Linked DNA regions of Homo sapiens: all the other regions are linked to region 3. A link is a contact called in ENCODE Hi-C or POLR2A ChIA-PET data. All regions are on one chromosome and are shown on one strand. Each heading gives the region's core, a stretch centred on a gene start or an enhancer-like site at or near the end of the contact. The rest is flanking DNA. Distances are from core to core; before and after follow the strand shown.

Region 1 (2,700 bases), core at 66-2,565, 1.4 Mb after region 3:
GGCTACTTGCATGGACCAGGCACTGTAGCAAGTGACAGTTACACATCATTACGACCAGAGACAATAATGAATGTAGCACCAGGAGCACTATTCATGCCAGCAGTGTCATCTCCGCCTTAACCCCTTCCCCTCCACTCTCTCCAGCGCGCACACACAGCCCACACGGTCCCGGTGCGGAGCTATTCATCCACCCCGCTCGAGGCCGGGGGGCCAACTACTTCCACGAGCCCCCCCTCCCCCCCAAGTTCAGCCCTGGGGTTTTATTTCACATCCTTGGCAACTGTCAGGCAAACACTGCAACCAACAATTCCACTAGGGGTAGAAAAACACTTGCTTAATTCACGTTACTTGATAACTTCTTCTGGAAAAAAAAAATTAGGGGAGGTGGGGAAGAAACCTCCTTCTTTCTTCTCCACGAATCCGACCGACGCTACTTGCTTTGCAACAGCATCGCCCTTCCCCGGCCCCCTCCCGCTTCCCAGCACTTTCCCCCTTTAAGAACACAGACCAACCAAAATGATTTAACTTGAGCAGATGACAGAAGGAAAATAAAACACGTTAAGAGAATACGGTCTGATTTGGGATGGCAAAAAAAAAAAAAAAAGAGGAGGGGGTTGTTTATTTTGATAAGAAACGGAATCGGCACAGACCTGAACAGAAGCTGCAGAGCAGGAGAAATTGTTTTCTTTCCCTCACACAGAGTCCCCCTCTCTCTCTCCCTTTCTCTCTCTCACACGCGCGCGCGCACACACACACACACACTCGCACACACACGGCGTCACCCGCGCACACGCACACGCAGAGCCTCTCAGCGGCTCTCTGCAGTTCTCAGGAAATGAATGGGGGGCAACCCGGGGAACTGTTGTACTTGCAAATGACTTACCCGGATCACATGATGCGCTAAATGTAGGGTGGGCCGGTGGGTGGAGGCTGCCGAGTTGCGAGCCCCGGTCTAGTGTGGGGAGCCTCGCCAGGCCCGCATCGAATTACCCCGGGGCCCAGCCGAGGGGGTTGCAGGACGCCGCTTCTCCTCCCTCGCAGCCCGCAGCTCAGGAAACCGGAGAGGCGCTTGGGGTGGGGTGGGGTGGGGTGCTGTGAGGGGGGGGGCCGAAAACAAGAAACCCCCAAACAAAAGAGCTCCGGGTCCTCCTCCCCAGAAACAAAGCCCCGCCGCTGCCGGCGAGCCCCGGGGTGGGGCCGAGGGCGGGGGCGGCGGCGGGGAGGGGCTCGCTCAGCAGGCGCTAAGTCGCTTTATTGCCATAAAATGGGGCCCCCGAGCCGCTCCGCCCGAGGATTAGGAGGCGGGCTCTGAGTGTGATGGTTGAAATCCCCTGTGGGAAACTAACCCCTCCCCGCTCGCAGAGGTAGAAGGCAACACCCACTGCCCGGCCCTCGCCTCCCCGCCCGGACCGCCGGGCTGGGTCCGCGGCGCCTCCACCCCGCCCCACCCCGCCCCACCCCTGCCCCCGCCCTCCGGCCCCGGGCCTCGGCAGCGCTTCCCTTTCACCTGCACCACTTTGCTGCGGCACCCCAAATAACCCACACATGGCCCTGGGAGCTCGGGGAGTCGTCGGCCGAGGGGGCCCGCGGGGGCTTGCGGCGGGAGGGACCCCTGGAGAGCAACTCGCTGGGCAAGGACTCGCGCCGAGCCGCGAGAAAGTCTCCTCTTTTGTGTCAGAGCGCGCCAGACAGGCTTAGGAGAATTCGGGGACCCAAAAAGCGTGCAGCCCGCTTGGGCCCCCACCCCTCGCCGCACCCGCCCGGGTGGGGGCGCGCAGTGGAGGGAGGGGGCTGTCGCCCGGGTCGTCCCCGCGGCTCGCCCGCCAGCGAACTTGGAAAGGTGTGGGCGGAGCCGGCCGGGACTGTGGGGCAGCTCGCGGGGACCGCCCCTGGGCGCCGGGCATCGCCCGCGCCGGGCAACAATGGGGTCAGGCAGGGGCAGCCCCGCGGGCGGTGCCCCCCGCGCGCCGGTGGGGCGGGCGGAGGGCCGGGCGCGGCAGGCAGGGGAGTCATTGTTTGGGTTCCGGAGCGACGCACGTTGCGGGCGAAGCGGGGGCGCCCCTTTTCCCTGCGCTTCACCTTGGCGGGATGAATGGGGGCGAGGCGGAGATGCGCGCCTGGCCTCGCCACCCCAGCGAAGGGGCCCCTGCCTGCGCCAGTTCTGTGGGAAAGCACGCAAACTTGGAGGACTGGGGCAGAGGAAGCGGGATCTGCAGACCCCCGCGGGGCCCGGGGGCGGCGGGGAAGGGAGTCCAGCTCCACTGCCCCACGCCCAGAGCGGAGCCCCAAGAAGCGGACGGCCCGGAGCCGAGTCCTTGACGCTCTCCCCGGCAGCCCCTCCCTCCCCGCCTCCGCGCCCCGGGGAGCGGATCCGCGGGATTGTGGGGCGGGAGAGGGAGGAGGCGGCCGGGCGGCCCTGCAGTTCCCGCGGCGGCTCGGAGGGCGCGGGGTCAGCGCCGAGCCGGAGGGTCGGCGGGGGCGGGGAGCAGACGGGGCGGAAGCGGCCGGGCGGGCGGGGCGCGCGGCGGACGGAGGCGGGAGGCTGTGGGCCCGCCTCCTCACCATCCTAGGTGAGCGCGGCGCTCCGGGCACGACAGTATTCCCCTGCCCCGCGCCCCCGGCCCGGCCCGCCCCGCGTGGGAAATCGCCAGGGCTGTGGGAAGGCCGGGAAGGGGAAGTTTGTGTGCAGAGAGAAAGCTT
Region 2 (2,735 bases), core at 20-2,519, 1.2 Mb after region 3:
CATTTGCCCCCAATCTTCCACAATCCTTTCTCCTGTTCAAGAGACAGCAACCTTAAAGTCTTCTACCCAGCAACGAAACCCAATGACACTGAATTTATATGCCCAGTAATGTGCCGGCACTTTACTCAGGAAACACTGTCAAATGTTAGTTAATATTCCAAAACATGCAGCTGACTTCTAGCTAACTGACTTGTCCATGTTAAAGAAAAATTATAACTAATTTCAGCCACTTAAATATCCCAGACTGAGAAAAAGAAAATGTAAAATGACATGCATTGCATATTGACCTGTAAGTTTTATAACTAAAAATCTTATAAATAGTAACCAAAATGACTTCCAGGATATGCGTAAGGACAATTAAAAATACTCACTTCTGACAAGTTCCTTTGCTTTAAAAAGGCCTCTAATTTTGTTTTCTAATACCTTCCTATGAATGCAAATGTAACACTTCCCAAATCCATAATTAAATGCATCTTTGACTTGGGAATCTGTTTTCCTGGCCCATGAGAAAGAGTTCACAGAAGATGGAGAGTCTGAGCATCAGAGGGGTTTAACCAAGAATGATCCATTAAAATAGGTTTGCACCAGTTACCAAAACTGAGAAAAATGAGTTTGAATCTGTGCAGAGAGGCACAGAAATGCCAAGGTGAAGGAGCCTGCCAAGGCTGGAATACACGGTCACTAAACAAATAACGCATGGTGTATTCAACGCCAGAAGAATACAGTGGATGATGTGTAAATGAGAGTCTAAGGGACCCAGCTCCAAGACAAAGTCAAGATTTTAAAAAAGAAATACCACTCCTGCTGAGACTCTCATCCTTCCGCCAAGGAGGAGTCCATGCCATCACCTTTGTAAGCAAGGCATCTGATATAGATAACCCCATACAACCCTTAAGGTGTATTATTCTTGGTACCAAACATGTGTCATTTTTACAAAACAGTCATCCAGTCATAAGGCAGGTCTGTCTCTTCATCAATAAGCCTCACTTATACAGCATTCTTAGGAATATTGTGTTCTCACGAGTTTCGTTTTCTGGATGGGTGAGGGGTTCTCTCTTTTAATTGCAAATTTAAAAGAGAAAATACTAAGTACTTGGGATGGAAATAATCCTAATATCTTCTACATAGAAGGCAAGGGACATAAGTTAACTTTTTCCTGATGACTCAGACTAATAATTATGAGCATCAGTGACGATGAAATGCTGCATACTGAGATAACTTCAGGGCCCACTGAAGTGTATCGAGGCTCAGTGACCTGAAACTGCTGTGCTTCTTGAGTTCTTGTATCTGCATATTAGAGTCTGTCAGGCTACTACTTCTCAATATGGTCATGTTCTTTTTATAGATGCTCCTTCTGCCCTATGGTGAAACAGAAAGAACACTGAACTTAGAGTGAAGTCAATTTAGGTTATTATTTCTAGCTGAATGATCCTGGATAAGTCACTTAACATCTTTGGGCCCAAGTCAAATGAGGAACTTCAACTATCTCTCAAGGTCCTTTTCTTTGCTCAGATGCTTAATTTACATTTGCTGCTTCTCATCTGTTGTAGACTTTGAAATGAGAAAAATAAGTCAGCTAAATTTGCATAGGAAGTAACATAAAATAGAAATATAAGCACACAACATGCTCTCTTGTAAGTGAAGCATAAATACCTTATGACATCTATTTGTCTTCTCAGAGGCCTTACTTGTGTAATTTGTAGTCACTGGTGGGGTCTCAGACAGCTATGATTTCTGGATAATTATGATTCTATGCATGATATTTCACTATATTTCCATATGCTTCTATTTTACCTAATATTCTCAAGGCAAATCATTATTTGATAATAGCTTTATTTCAAGCCACCGAAGAAGAGAATCTGTGTATCTTTCGTCGTCATCTATGCTTGTCAGCAAACTGCAAAATGAATACTCTCATCTTGGGACTTTGACTTATTCAATGGTTTCAATGACACTGACCACTTAAGAAAGTTTTCTAAAAGATGATGCTTTTGAAAACATAAGACACAGTAGAAATGTAAAGAATATTTTTGCAAACTCCACGAGGAAAGATAATTTATTCGTCTTTTATTTTCTAGAGTCCCTAACACATGATTTGTCTATTACTATCATCATCAGGAACTTAAAAAACCACATCCAAGTCCACTTCTCTTCTCCCTCGACACGTTGATCCCTGAAGTCCAAGTCATGCTCACAGCTGTACTTCCAGCTCTGCACAGATCATCCATCTCCAGCTCCCACCTCTCCCCTGAGTTCTGGATCTCTATTCCCTATCATAACCTCCGTTTGGATTTCCCATAAAGTGTCTAAGAAAGTTTATATTGCCTCCTCATCTCACATCTCTCTCCCTTACCCCATACTTTAAAAAAAAAAAAAAAACCTATAGCAATTATTCGAAAATTCTTCTACTATATTGGAGTGGGAGGAATACTAATCCAAGAGCATGCTGGGTGGGTGCTGCATCAGGAGGGAAGAATATCCAAGAAATATGAATCCATAATTACTGACGGGCCAGAATACAAAAGCTACCTTTTTGGAGGTTCTAAAGCAGCCAATCCTAGGCAATGACTGGATAATCAAAGTTTATACTGCCTGAAGTGAAGTGAACATGTGACTATATAAAAGTAGAGAAAGGGGTTATAAAGCCCATGGGGCTGGGTGTTATCTACAATCCCCTACCATTTATCCCACATCCAAAAGGACTGCTGGCAAACAGGCCCCAGGTAAGCTTCTAA
Region 3 (2,700 bases), core at 193-2,692:
TGGGAGGCCGAGGCATGTGGATCACCTGAAGTCAGGAGTTCGAGACCAACCTGGCCAACATGGGGAAACTCCGTCTCTACTAAAAATACAAAAAATTAGCCGGGTGTTCTGGCGGGCACCTGTAATCCCAGCTACTCCAGAGGCTGAGGCAGGAGAATCGCCTGAACCCGGGAGGCGGAGGTTGCAGTGAGCCGAGGTTGCGCCATTGCACTCCACCCTGGGCAACTACAGCAAGACTGTGTCTCAAAAAAGAAAAAAAGAGCCTACGGTGAAGGAGAGAGAGATACAGCAGTGAGAATTTCATAGGGTTATCTTTTAACAGAGACGGAAGCTGACGTGAGTAGACCCTGGAAAACGTCTAGGCCCACTGCAAATAACAACATCGATCAAACACTCATAATACAGGTGGATGTGAGTAAAAAGGAGACAAAGAAAGAAGACTACAAGAGAGAGGCCATCTGAAATAATATAAAAATAATTGATCATCTTTGATATGTTTTTACATGGTTGTCTTATTTAAATATTCACAACTCCTGGAGGTAGGGTTTTATTTTACAGAAAAAAAAAAAAAAAAAACTAAACAGGCTCAATGATGTTTAAGTATCTAGTCCAAGCTCACCACAGGGGCATAAAGTGGCAGAACCGACATTAGAGGGTAGACAGAGGGTAACCGCAAGACACAAATTTCGTGTTCTGCAACACTTGTGTAGGCTTCACACACACGTGCCTCCGGGGCCGAAAACAGGCGACACCATAGCACTTGGGCACTGGTGTCACCCGCTTCAAGAGGAAACTAGGATAATTATGACCAAAGGGGAACTTGTTCATTCGCCGGATATTAAAGGTGCCTACTTAAGTGCGAAGAACAGGAGGCATAGCGGTGACCAAACACCTGGCCCCTGTCCCCGCCGGGATCCCAACCTTGGGGACCCCCGAAGCGCCCCGGGCGGGAATCGGGTGGGACGCGGCACGCAGGAGGGAACGGGTGTACTGGGTGGGGTGGGCGTGACGCTGTCACCGCAGGAGATCGGGCGGGTAGGGCGGACCTGGGATGCGGGATAGAGGGGGCGCGGCATTCGCGCGAGAGGGACGCGGTGCGCAACCGGCTGACTAGGGGCCGCAACGCCTAGCGCGCGCGACAAACTACGCAGCGGCGGAGACAACTCTCAAGGGATAGGGCCATCAGCCCTGCGGCCCTGGCAGGTCCCTACCAAAGATCTTGGAAGATGCCGTTTGGGGCACTAAGGGGACCTGAAGTCCTCCCCAGGCTCATTCCCGCCTGGGGGCCTTGGCTCTGGGAAGGCACGCAAGGTAAAGGGAGCGCAACGGAAACTCACCGTCCATGGTCTCCCGCACCGCATTCAGATTCGCCGCCGCGGCCGCCGCCGCCGCCCCAGCACCGCTGCTACTCGCCATGGCTAAGGCCGAGGGAGGCGGGAGAAGGGCCTGACCCGGAACTGGAGCGCCTTCCTCTCTCCGAGGCAATCACACAGCGCGTCTCGGCCCACGCCGGGCAGGCTCCGCCCCTCGCGCTCGCCGCCGGCGTGAGGCTGCGTTGATTTGAATTTGGAGCCACGTTCCTCTGCGCGGAACGTGGAGCGAGGAGTTGCCATTCGAATTTCCTACGCGGCCTCCGTGCGATTGGCTGGTTCGCGGATGGCGGGACGACACGATTGGCTAGTCGCTCACAAGCCCCGTGCCCTGGTTGGCCCAAGACAGCGCGGAAGCGGGGAGTTAAAGAGTCTATGCCTGTCGTGGAAGCTGGCCTGGCCCCCGGAGCTCCCTGGAGTCGGTACTGGGGGCTTCGTTTTGTACGCACCGGTAGGTACGCTCTTTGTGGTCCCTGGCCTTTCCTCCTGTCTGAATGGAGAGGTTTCTTTTCCCAGCTCCTGACTTGCCTGCCCGCTCGCCCCTGGTGAATGGGAGCAGTCAGGGAGTAGGTGTGGAAGAGAGGGGCACCAGAAAGAGTGGCCACGTAGGGTTGGGGGCGACGCCTCCTTCGCACTCCATCCAGGGAAGCCGGCTGCATCTCAACCTTCCAGAAGTAGACTCTTTTCCACCCCACCCCGCCAAGGTGTAGCCTCTGTAGCCTCCTTTGATTGCAAGTAATGCAGTCTCCCTTTCTATCCCGGGAGGGGTGGAGGGGAGGTCTTGGCGAAAGGAGGATTTTTGGAGGAAAGGGGACCCCAGGCAGTTAATTTCCTAGCCCCTGTCAATCATACTTCTCTGGCTAGGACTCATGTGCAAGAAAGGCACAAGCTTCCTCATCTCTTACCTGCTTGCTACAAAGAATTGTTTAATAGCAACTGTAGTTGGATAGGGTATCCGAAGAATGTTCATAGTGTTGAGACATGAGATGATGAATTTAAAAAAAATTGTAGCTATAAGTCCTTTAGTTGAGAAGAGATCTGGGCCTGTTGTAACCTTTAGTTTCCTCAGAGGCAGATCTGAATTCATTCATATTTGATTGCTGCGTATAAGCCACTTCACTTCTCTGAGCTTAATACTTTCGCAAAATAATATCACTAGTAAGTTACTGCTATAGCTTTCAAGGTTGTTTCGAGGATCAGTTGAGAACATTTATATGTGATACTTTTTTTGTAAGCTGTATCATAGCCCCAAGAGTGTGAGGTTTTGAGTTGTTTTTTGTGACACATTTGTCGAGTACATTTTAATAGTTAAAATTAATATCTATGGGAC
Region 4 (2,700 bases), core at 97-2,596, 1.4 Mb before region 3:
GATGTTCAGATGTGTCTGGAGTTTCTTCCTTCTGGTGGGTGTGTGGTCTCGCTGACTTCAGGAATGAAGCCGCAGACCTTCGCAGTTAGTGTTGCAGCTCTTAAAGGTGGCGCGTCTGGAGTTGTTTGTTCCTCCTGGTGGGTTCATGGTCCCGCCTACTTCAGGAGTGAAGCCTCAGACCTTCGCAGTGAGTTTTACAGCTTATAAAGCTAGTGCAGACCCAAAGAGTGAGCAGCAGCAAGATTTATTATAAAGAACAAAAGAACAAAGCTTCCACAGTGTGGAAGCAGACCCCAGCGGGTTGCTGCTGCTGGCTGGGATGGCCAACATTTATTCCCTTATTTGGCCCCTCCCATGCCCTGCTGATTGGTCCATTTTACAGAGTGCTGACTGGTCCGTTTTTACAAAATGCTGATTGGTGCATTTACAAACCTTTAGCTACACACAGAGTGCTGATTTGTCCGTTTTTACAGAGTGCTGATTGGTGTGTTTACAAACATTTAGCTAGACACAGAGTGCTGATTGGTGTGTTTACCATCCTTTAGCTAGACAGAAAAGTTCTCCAAGTCCCCACCCAACCCAGAAGCCCAGCTGGCTTCACCTCTCACTGGGATACTCCTTCAACAGTTAGCCTAGCTTGCACTGAGCCTAAATATCAGCCCAACCTGAAAGGTTAAGGTCATCTCAGGTGTTTTCTGAACATGCCTCTTGGCTTTCTAAATTCCCAAGTGTGCGTGTTGCTTTTGAGAGTTCTAGTTTCTAAAACAAACAAACAACATTTCTTAGCTTTTTCCCACAGGTCTTAGGTGGTCTATTGTTTGTTTTGACTGTACTTTTCTGCCCCAGTCAACAAAGGATTGTTAGTTTTACTTACAGTATTTTTGAGCAATGACCACTACTGGAGATAAAATCCTGACTTTGCCTTTCACTACTCTGAATTTGAGCAATTAGTTTAACTATTGTGTTAAATAAACTTATTTCTAAAACTTTTATTTTTGTTGTTGTTGTTTTCATTTGTTTTCAAAATGTTTCAGCCGTTTGGGGAAGGCAGCAAACAAGATATCTGCAAACATGTTTGGTCTACTAATATTGGTTATTAATATTATTCCTGTTGAGACCAGAAGTCTTCTCCTCATGGAAGGTTTTTTTCTCAAAGGGTTCGTGATCTCATGGACTTCAAGGAATGAAGCCATGGACCTCAGCGGCGAGTGTTACAGCTCAATTGGAGAAATGCGTGCACCCAAAGAGTGTGTGGCAGCAAGATTTATTAAAGTGAAAGTAAAGTGAAAGCGAAAGTAAAGCTTCCACGAGGTGGAAGGAGACCCGGAAAGGTTGCCGTTTTTGGCTTGGGTGTCTTATGCTTATATCCCCTTATGACCCCTCCTCTTTTCCTTTTTCTATCCTATAGAATTAGCTTATTTTCAATCCGCTTGTGGGTTGGCAGGCTTGATTGGTTAAAAACATCAGGCTGCAGCTAGAGCTTAAACTCCCTGTATGATTGGTTGAAGTGTCAATCCCTTAGCTTGCAGCTGTGACTCATTTTGGCTTAGGGGAAGGTCCCCTTTGATTGGTTGAAGTTTCAATCCCTTAGCTTGCAGCTATGACTTATTTTTGGCTTAGGGGAAAGTCCCCTTAGGGAAGTCCCTATTGACCCAGGAAGTCCAGCCAACTTAGCCACTTAGTCCCTCACTGTTACCGAAACACTGTTTACTGAAACAGCAATCTGTCTGTTACCGAAACATTGACATTAGCCTTAGGTTACTGAGAAGGTAAATGACAGGAGCTAGTGAGGTTTCTCTTAACTAGGATAGCAGTGCTTATATATCTTGATTTTCCCAGGAGGATCTTAGTTTATATTTATTGTTCCAGCATATAAATGGTGTCCCTTTTCAAATGTTAAAGTATTGTAAATTACATAGATAGTGTCCCTAGCTGTGATTCTGTGGACATCACACCATACATTGACCTTTCAGAAAGGGAGTGGTTTAGCCAGACAATAAAAGAAGACATCTAGCTTTCATTTTACTCCTGTCTTCTACCTCAACTATGTCTCTCTTCTTCTTCCTTAATAGCAGAAACTCAATTTTTAGTTGGACATATTGCTATCTAGAACAAAAGACAACAGTTCCTAATCTCTCTTGGAACTTTGCCAACCAGAGGACTAAATTCTGAAAACTGGTATGTGAGTGTTGGGTGGGACTGTTATGGGTGAGAAATATCTGAGTCTCACAGCACCAAATGTGTTACCAGTGCAAGTAGTTGAGTCTTAAGGCACCAAATATGTTACCGATAGTAGGCATCGAGTCACTGGCAGCGAATCCGTATGGATCTGCAGCAATCTCAATTCTTGCCTCCTCAGAAGAAAGAATTTGACTGAGGGCATAAGGCAGAAAAAGAGACCAAGGCAAGTTTCAGAACAGGAGTGGAAGTTTATTTTAAAAGGCTTTAGACTAGGAAAGAAAGAAAAGTACGCTTGGACAAGACACAAACAGGCATGTGAAAGTCAGGTGTAATGTTTCGCCTTGATCCTAGGACTTGATAGGCTGGTCCCTTCCCCATGATTCTTCCCTTATGGTGGGCTTTCCACATGAACAGTGTCCTTACGCTTGGGAGGTAAGTACACACAGTGTTTAGGAAGTTGTATGCATGCCCATCTGCGGCTTTTTTCCCTTTTCTGGTGGTGTGTCCCAGGAAGGTCCA
Region 5 (2,700 bases), core at 65-2,564, 1.3 Mb after region 3:
AACATGGTGGCACTCTCTGAGCAAAAGTCTTTAATTTGAAGGAAGCATCCTCCTAAATAAAGGTTCAACTACTTTGAATACGTAAAGTATTGTAGAAATCAAGGTCACACATGATTTTTATACCTTGACGTTATATGATAGCTTTCTGAAACTTTTAACTGGAAAAAATATAAAAGTTGTGCCTTTCTAACCATAAATTTTAAGAAGTAAACAAAAGAATATATGAATACATAAGCCTTAGTCACATATAAACACCTATACTACATACTTTGGTGGGGTTTTTTTGCACTAGTGCTTGCTTTCAGAAGAAAAGTGCCAGCAGAGTCTTCCTCAGTTGTCTTGAGACTGTGGTTACCCTATTTCTAATAAACAAGGCAGCTTCCTGTCTCTGGCTTCTCATTGCTAAATCAGGGTTGAATTCTGGCAGCTTTCATAGCCCTGACCCCTGAGTGCACCCATGTTAAAGAGTGTCTGCTTTGCTTCATTCCTTATTGTAAAAAACGACTCATCATGGAGCACCTCTTGTTTTAAAATCTTGCTTTTCATCAGTGAAGCTCAAAATGAGTTAATTTCTTACACTCAAAACTTAGTCTCTCATTTTCTCTATATTTGTCTCTATTTGGTTGATGTATCTGGACTTTTTCTAAGTCTCTAAAGGGATGAAGCTGTGTACACTTTTAGATCGTTTCGGAAGTGGTTAAAACAGCATCCTGTAGATGATTTTATGATCAATCAAGTATTCATTTATGCTTTTCTCTTAAGCATCTTTAGTGACTGAGCCCATAAGGCAAGAGTTCATAGTCAGACAATTAAAATGCACTTCATGTTACAAAACAATTTTTTTAAACAAGTGATAGAACTTGTTCTTAAGGGCTTAAAAATGCAATTTACAAGTATTTTCTTCCACTTTGGGGTTGTTCTGAAGTAATTTACTGTGCAGCATGATATTCAATTTGTCTTCAATATGCTGATAAATTATCTATAAATCTGTCTTTGTTTTGCTTGTAATCTCTTACAGAGCTGTGTCAGCAAAGGGCATCCTTTGCATTTCTGACCCTTTTGTGTTAAAAAAGAAAAACGAAAAAATCCATCTAGCTCTAGAAACAAAAGATTTCATCTCCAGCTTTTCACCATCACCATTTTCCTAACCCACAGGAACCTATTTTGTTGGATGGTTGGTCCCTTGACAATGAGACCCCACTTGAAATAACCTGAAAAGGCTAGAGATCCTCTTCACCCACTTTCTGTGTGGGCCATTACACAAGCCCTCATGCTTCCCAGAGATGTCAGAGCCCCAGCCGGTGTGAAATGGTGATGCTGTCAGTCAGCAGGAAAATTTTTTGCTTCGGAAAAACCTCTCTCTCCGAGCTTCCTCTGTGCCGCACCTCCAGCTGCCTCGGTGCACCATGTCAGGGTGCTAAAATAGCTCAGGCTTGATGACTTCACTAGTTCTCACAAACAGGCCAGTTGGCAGAACTCTAATGCAGTCTGCTCCTGAGTGGAAGACATTTTTTTTTCTCCCCACCATCCTCTAATATGAATACTTAGTTTCATTTTGACTCTGGAAGAAGTCTCCTTTCTGGGAGTCAATTCAGCACAAACTTAATGCAAACGTTTCAAAATGCTTTAAGGAGGCTTGAACTAAAGAGCTACCCTAAAGCCAATACCATGCATTCAGACTGCACTATTATTTCCTATGCTAACCTTCAAGGACATCAAAACTGCTAGGTAAATTAACCTTATTTAACAACCTTCATATTTCATTTATCTTAGGGCCAAATATCTTCCTCAAGAATAGTATTAATAACTGATAATCAGCCAAGATTTTAATGTCTTATTTCTCAGGTTTACTCCTTTCCCACAAGTAAGGAGGTCAACAGAAAATATCAAAGTAAAAATTAACTACCACTACATGTACTCAGCATAAAATGACAGGGGGCCTTTAAAGGCAATGTCCTGTAATCACAGCAAACTTTAGTGATTAATACTCAAATAGATTTGAAATTTTTTTTACAGTATAAGGTACTCATGCACTAAAAAAGGTGTTCTGTATTAGACTACCAAATTTTATTTTAGTATTTATAATTTTCCCTTATAGTTTTTCACTTCCTTTTGTAATTACCACATACTAGCAAAAAAATACTGCAAGAAAACTAGAACTTTCTGATGTTCCAGTTTCCTAATTCAGTGCTGTGCCCAAGCTGCCCTTTGATTCCAAAAGACAGCATTTAGATTAACTGCTTCAGTGCCCTGTGGACACAAAATTTATGCCCAAAGAAGAAGCTTCCATATGATTCTATAGACATGAGCTAATAAAATAATTTGGTTCACTGGTTTAAGATGGTTCCTCTAAAAGGGGTGCAATATCCCTGTCCCCAAAAGAGGAAAAAAATCACAAACATTCTATTCCCAGCACCCCTCAGTTCCTCTCACTATCTGTCCATTACAAACAGCATCTAAATACCACTGCCATCTTGCAATGGTGATGATGGAAAACCACCCCTCTCCATCACCAAGAAAAACATCACAGGGATTCTCAGAGAACACATAGGCTCATATATAACTGTATATTTTTAAAATGCATTTTACCATACAATGATTTGTTCATTCCATAAACATTTGCCTAGTACCTTGCATGTAGCAGGTATTACATATGATTTTCTACAGGCATGAACAGTGTCTTCGTGGATTTCACTCACT

The links. A loop is a pair of places that touch in the nucleus more often than their neighbours do. ChIA-PET counts read pairs that join two places held with the same protein, here RNA polymerase II (POLR2A). Pooled maps may share reads with other maps.
Region 1: a loop to region 3 is called in a map of HCT116, with 10 times the contacts of the local background. The contact joins the promoter of KLF12 here to the promoter of MZT1 in region 3. A Hi-C loop is called at or near these places in 4 of 168 maps with a recorded cell type or tissue (CD4-positive, alpha-beta memory T cell, CD8-positive, alpha-beta T cell, HCT116 and 1 more), 17 of 37 single-sample maps with no recorded cell type and 15 of 50 pooled maps.
Region 2: a loop to region 3 is called in a pooled map, with 5 times the contacts of the local background. The contact joins the enhancer-like site here to the promoter of MZT1 in region 3. A Hi-C loop is called at or near these places in 1 of 37 single-sample maps with no recorded cell type and 2 of 50 pooled maps. POLR2A ChIA-PET finds 5 or more read pairs at or near these places in 1 of 52 experiments (GM12878).
Region 4: a map of natural killer cell shows a loop between it and region 3 (14-fold over the local background). The contact joins the enhancer-like site here to the promoter of MZT1 in region 3. A Hi-C loop is called at or near these places in 5 of 168 maps with a recorded cell type or tissue (CD4-positive, alpha-beta T cell, CD4-positive, alpha-beta memory T cell, CD8-positive, alpha-beta T cell and 2 more), 7 of 37 single-sample maps with no recorded cell type and 11 of 50 pooled maps.
Region 5: a map with no recorded cell type shows a loop between it and region 3 (12-fold over the local background). The contact joins the enhancer-like site here to the promoter of MZT1 in region 3. A Hi-C loop is called at or near these places in 1 of 37 single-sample maps with no recorded cell type and 2 of 50 pooled maps. POLR2A ChIA-PET finds 5 or more read pairs at or near these places in 1 of 52 experiments (activated CD4-positive, alpha-beta T cell).

Annotation. Positions count from the first base shown.
Region 1 is chr13:74,133,089-74,135,788 of GRCh38, forward strand. It overlaps KLF12 (KLF transcription factor 12), which reads right to left and starts at 1,316. Exons shown (of 8, transcript NM_001400136.1): 1 at 884-1,316. RefSeq lists an enhancer at 4-53 and a silencer at 1,063-2,700.
Region 2 is chr13:73,966,667-73,969,401 of GRCh38, forward strand. All of the region lies in intron 2 of KLF12 (KLF transcription factor 12), which reads right to left. Among named protein-coding and RNA genes, the nearest start is that of KLF12, 170 kb to the right of the region's middle. Within about 2 kb of position 1,270, at least 2 of the 41 ENCODE cell types and tissues checked have a DNase peak (open chromatin) inside an H3K27ac peak, as active enhancers do.
Region 3 is chr13:72,726,187-72,728,886 of GRCh38, forward strand. MZT1 (mitotic spindle organizing protein 1) reads right to left here and starts at 1,443. Exons shown (of 3, transcript NM_001071775.3): 1 at 1,338-1,443. The coding sequence starts at 1,416. It overlaps BORA (BORA aurora kinase A activator), which reads left to right and starts at 1,737. Exons shown (of 12, transcript NM_024808.5): 1 at 1,737-1,821. RefSeq lists silencers at 889-948, 904-1,085, 1,609-1,758 and enhancers at 1,179-1,248, 1,969-2,018.
Region 4 is chr13:71,289,770-71,292,469 of GRCh38, forward strand. No RefSeq gene overlaps it. Among named protein-coding and RNA genes, the nearest start is that of LINC00348, 280 kb to the left of the region's middle. RefSeq lists an enhancer at 1,420-1,709. Within about 2 kb of position 1,347, at least 12 of the 41 ENCODE cell types and tissues checked have a DNase peak (open chromatin) inside an H3K27ac peak, as active enhancers do; they include CD4-positive, alpha-beta T cell, CD8-positive, alpha-beta T cell and natural killer cell, where a contact is called at or near this core.
Region 5 is chr13:74,061,702-74,064,401 of GRCh38, forward strand. All of the region lies in intron 1 of KLF12 (KLF transcription factor 12), which reads right to left. Among named protein-coding and RNA genes, the nearest start is that of KLF12, 71 kb to the right of the region's middle. Within about 2 kb of position 1,315, at least 22 of the 41 ENCODE cell types and tissues checked have a DNase peak (open chromatin) inside an H3K27ac peak, as active enhancers do.